2 separate regions of the Homo sapiens genome follow, and region 2 is linked to region 1. Evidence: chromatin loops called from intact Hi-C (ENCODE). Cell type or tissue: PC-3. All regions are shown on one strand.

Region 1 (2,500 bases):
CTGCCTCAGCCTCCTGAGTAGCTGGGACTACGGGCGCATGCCACCACCCCCGGCTAATTCTTTAATTTTTAGTAAAGACGGGGTTTCACCATGTTGGCCAGGCTGGTCTCGAACTCTTGTCCTTGTGATCTGCCTGTCTTGGCCTCCCAAAGTGTTGGGATTACAGGCATGAGCCACCATGCCAGACCTCAAAGGACTTTTAAGAACAGGATCTGTACTATTCTTTTTGAAATGGTTTGTTTTCCTACTAAGTACACCCCAGTACACCCCTCTATTGCCCAAGCCTTCAGTAAAAGCTGTAGCTCATGTGACAAGAAAGCATAGAAAGGCCGGGCACGGTGGCTCACACCTGTAATCCCAGCACTTTCACTTTGGGAGGCTGAGGCGGGTGGGTCACCTGAGGTCAGGAGTTTGAGACCAGCCTGGCCAACATGGTGAAACCGCATCTCCATTAAAAATACGAAAAAGCCGGGCGTTGTGGCTCACGCCTGTAATCCCAGCACTTTGGGAGGCCAAGGTGGGTGGATCACGAGGTCAAAAGTTCAAGACCAGCCTGATCAACATGGTGAAACCCCATCTCTACCAGAAATACAAAAATTAGCCGGGTGTGGTGGCGGGTGTCTGTAGTCCCAGCTACTCGGGAGGCTGAGACAGGAGAATCGCTTGAACCTGGGAGGCAGAGGTTACAGTGAGCTGAGATCACGTCACTGCACTCCAGTCTGGGTGACAGAAAAAGACTGTCTCATTAAAAAAAAAAAAGAAAGAAAGAAAAGAAAGAAAAAAGAAAGCATAGAAAGAGGGCTTTTTTTTTTTTTTTTTCTAGGATGGGCACAGAGCAGAGGGACATCACCGGGAAGTGAGAGGCAGGGACTCAGGAGGTCAACACTGCAGGACTGGGGCCAGGGGCACTGGAAAGCCCTCTAGAATCCTGGAAGCAGTGAGGAGAATGTCCGGGGCCCGACTGCCATGGGCTAGGAGTAGGAGGAGACTCGATTTAGAGCTCGAAGGCTAGGGCCACCCAAGCTGTGCAACTGGGCCCAGCCTGGGCAGCTGTCATGCTCGGGCACTTTGTCCCTATCCAGCCTTACCTCATGGCCAGACCAGCATAAAAAACAGGCCTGCGGGGAGGGCCTGGCGGGACTGAGTCTTGTCAAGGAGTAATCTGGGGCTGCACACAGCTGGCCCTGGCTGTGGTGTGATAAAGGACTCGCCCCAGCCAGGGGCTCAGCCCACTGCCCCTCCCCAGGTAGACACTGCCACCTTCTGGCTGTTCGTCAACTGGCTGCCGGCCCCCGCCTCCTCCACACCTCCTTCAAGACAGGCTTTCTCCTCACCAAGAAACAGAATTGTGGAGGTTTCCTTTACCTGCTTACAATCCTGTCTTCCCGGGCTCCCATAAGGTCACTTGAATTAGAGTCTGGGTGATCCCAACCTTTAAAAACAACTTTACAAAACAATCTTTTGAGAGTACCTCTAAAGTGTTCTCGTTTTTTTTAAAAAAATGGGTAACAACGGTAACTATGGGAGGTGATGAGTGTGTCAATCAGCTTGATTGTCATAATCATCTCACGTGTCCATATACCAAGTCATCACGTTGTATGCTTTTAATATGTATACTTTTATTTGTCAATTGTATTTCAACAAAGCAGAAAAAAACCACTCTAGTCTTTTGGTCTCCTCCCACTGATGGCTTCCCACAACTGTCGCTGCCTCATTTTTCAGTTGATTGGGGGCAGGGCCCCACGGTGTGGTGTCACCGTCACTGGTATAAAGGCATTTGAGGCTACAGACACTGTTCCTGGTCGTTCCTCCTTGGTTTTTGTTGTTTTGTTTGCTGGTTGGTGGGGTGTTTTTCTTTTTGTCTTTTTTTTTTTTTTTGAGACGGAGCCTTGCTCTGTCACCCAGGCTGCAGTGCAATGGTGTGATCTCAGCTCACTGCAACCTCTGCCTCCCTAGTTCAAGAGATTCTCCTGCCTCAGTCTCCCAAGTAGCTGGGATTACAGGCACCCACCACCACACCCGGCTAATTTTTGTATTTTTAGTAGAGACTGAGTTTCACCATGTTGGCCAGACTGGTCTAGAACTCTTGACCTTGTGATCTGCCCACCTCAGCCTCCCAAAGTGCCGGGATTACAGGTGTGAGCCGCGGCGCCCAGCCGGTGGGGTGTTTTTTGCTGGGATTCCCCGGGCCTCTCCACTACTGTGCTCTGCGCCGGCGGGTTTGCCGGGATCCCCGTAACCAGCTTCTTGAGTTTATCAAGGTGTTTGTCTCCCTCCACAGCAACAGTTTGTTAATTTTCTCTCTCTCCTTACCTGAATATGGGGAAATGCTTTCCTGCCTTTCCTCCTGAGAATCACTCTATCCTGGCCAAAAACCCTTTGTTTTGGTCTCTCCAAGTCAGTGCTGAAACCCAAGCTTTCTCCACCAAAGGGAGTCCCAGCTCTTCACCTCCCAAATCTTCCCGTTCCCAAGTCCCAAACAGGGAAGAGAGCTCGGGCA
Region 2 (2,500 bases), 140 kb before region 1:
ATAGCACATTTTGTCAGCAGAGAGCCTTTGAAACTTGGATTCCAACTTCCTGTGGCCTAAATGAAACCCTCAGAACACAGGACTTACAGGCGAAGCTGCCGTATATGTCAAAGTAACTACTTATCAGAACTAGCTTTGTCATCAGGAGCCTGAATTTTCATCATTTTGCAACTTAACTTTTTTTTTTTTTTTTTGATACGGAGTTTCGCTATTTTTGCCCAGGCTGGAGTGCAATGGCGCTATCTCGGCTCACTGCAACCTCTGCCTCCCAGGTTCAAGTGATTCTCCTGCCTCAGCCTCCCGAGTAGCTGGGATTACAGGCATGTGCCACCATGCCTGGCTAATTTTGTATTTTTTAAGTAGATACAGGGTTTCTCCAGGTTGGCCAGGCTGGTCTCAAACTCCCGACCTCATGTGATCCACCCACCTTGGCCTCCCAAAGTGCTGGGATTACAGGCATGAGACACTGCGCCCGGCCTGCAACTTATTTTTTACAAGCAACTTTTGTGCTACATGTCAGGACTTTGGAAGCATCTGATACATTAATTTAATAAGTATGAGCATGTGGCTGAGTGGACAAGAAAGTGAAACCATCCATGCTACATTGCATATTTTTTCCTCTCCCAGACTGGACCAGGGAATCTCCCAACTTTCTAGAGTATCCTGTCTTCATTTACAAAGCTGAACAGTATTAAAGATCCTGCTGCCTTTGTTAGGCAGATTTGGAGGGGAGGCCCAACAGCAGTGGTGGAGAGGAAAAAGAGAGTGGAGCCTGTGGAACAGGAAGCCCCCCTCCCCGCCCCCCGACACCGGGGTCCGCACAGGGCTCCCAGCTGTTGAGGATGTTGTGGATGGGGAAGTGCTGATAGTGTCACCAGGCAAGCCTAGCACCTCCAATGGGCCCAGAAGGTCTTGACTTTGGACCCTTACCCTTGTTTCACAAGTGTTTAAAAGCTGTTTTTGCTTTTGTTATTTTCCCGAATACTCATTACTTAGTAGGTAGTTATTAATCTTTCTTTGGGAGAGGGACAGGGCTTTAAAACTGAAGAACATAATTTTCATAAAAATATCAAAAATAGAAAAAAAGTTACTTTAGAAACAATTTGCTATATAAACCAAATGGCAGCTGTTGAGAATCTCAATAAAATGTTAAATGCATTTGCTGCTTTTAGAAGAAATAAAGAAAAAAAAATTAGATGAAATAAAGAAAAAAATGCATTTGCTGTCAGTGGTACCCTTTTGCCTAAGGGTGGCACTGTGTCATCATACTGTGGTGGGGGGTGTGTGTGCTGTATATGTGTGAAACTTTTCATCTCAGGATAGATCATAGTCTTAGTTGCAGTTTTCCTTCCAAATAGGGTTACAAAGTAGTAAAACATGGACTTGGAAGTGACAGACCTGAGGGAATCAGTGCAGCTTAAAAAAAAATCCAATAAAACTAACTTTTAATAATCCTTAGATTGGTTTTTGAAACAATAGATATAATTATTTACTCTAAGCATCTGGTTATGATTTTGAAACAATAATACATGCTGTCTCCGCCCTTTTTTTCTTTTCTTTTTTTTTTTTTTTTTCTTATGGAAACAGACGTTTTATCCAGAAAACCCCAGTGACTTTTTTTTTTTTTTTTTTCCAAACATGGTCTTACTCTGTTGCCCAAGCTGGAGTGGAGTGGTGGATCTCAGCTCACTGCAGCCTCAACCTCCCACCTCAGCCTCCCCAGCAGCTGCATCCACAGGCACCACTGTGCCCTGCCAATTTATTATATTTTTTGTACAGATGGGGCTTTTCCATGTTGCCCAGGCTGGTCTCAAACTTCTAGGCTCAAGCGGTTCGCCCACTTCGGCCTCCCAAAGTGATGTGACTACAGGCATAAGCCACTGTGCCCAGCCTGCAGTGACTTTTTAAAACATAAGTTCAAGCATCTCTTCTTAACTCCTTTAATTGGAGGTATCTCTTCTCTCATTGTCCTCATCTTTAGTGTTCCCCCAGAGTTCACTGCTGACTGGATGTACAACACATATTTCTTTCTTTTTTTTTTTTTTTTTTTTTTGAGACAGAGTCTCGCTCTGTTGCCCAGGCTGGAGTGCAATGGCGCGATCGCGGCTCACTGCAAGCTCCGCCTTCCGGGTTCACGCCATTCTCCTGCCTCAGCCTCCCGAGTAGCTGGGACTACAGGCGCCCGCCACCACGCCCGGCTAATTTTTTGTATTTTTTAGTAAAGACAGGGTTTCACCGTGTTAGCCAGGATGGTCTCGATCTCCTGACCTCGTGATCCGCCCGCCTTGGCCTCCCACAGTGCTGGGATTACAGGCGTGAGCCACCGCGCCAGTCCCACAACATATATTTCAAAGTCAAGGCTGAGTGCGGTGGCTCACGCCTATAATCACAGCAATTTGGGAGTCAGGGCAGGCAGATCGCTCGAGTCCAGGAGTTCTAGACCTGCCTGGGCAACATGGCGAAACCCTGTTTGTATTAAAAATACAAAAAATTGGGCGTT

The links. Peaks named below come from ENCODE experiments on the same cell type or tissue, not always from the same donor. Only the 100,000 strongest peaks of a DNase experiment are listed, where the experiment ranks them.
Region 2: it touches region 1 in a loop (11-fold over the local background); 44 of 110 quality-filtered maps call a loop at or near these places.

What each region holds. Positions count from the first base shown.
Region 1 is chr15:90,142,086-90,144,585 of GRCh38, reverse strand. No RefSeq gene overlaps it. Among named protein-coding and RNA genes, the nearest start is that of IDH2, 41 kb to the right of the region's middle. RefSeq lists an enhancer at 511-1,045. In PC-3, CTCF peaks have their summits at 1,071 and 1,280 (motif pointing left); a DNase peak (open chromatin) is centred at 1,245; H3K27ac peaks cover 564 bases.
Region 2 is chr15:90,285,621-90,288,120 of GRCh38, reverse strand. No RefSeq gene overlaps it. Among named protein-coding and RNA genes, the nearest start is that of NGRN, 21 kb to the right of the region's middle. RefSeq lists an enhancer at 393-957. In PC-3, a CTCF peak has its summit at 1,255; no DNase peak of the experiment used is centred here.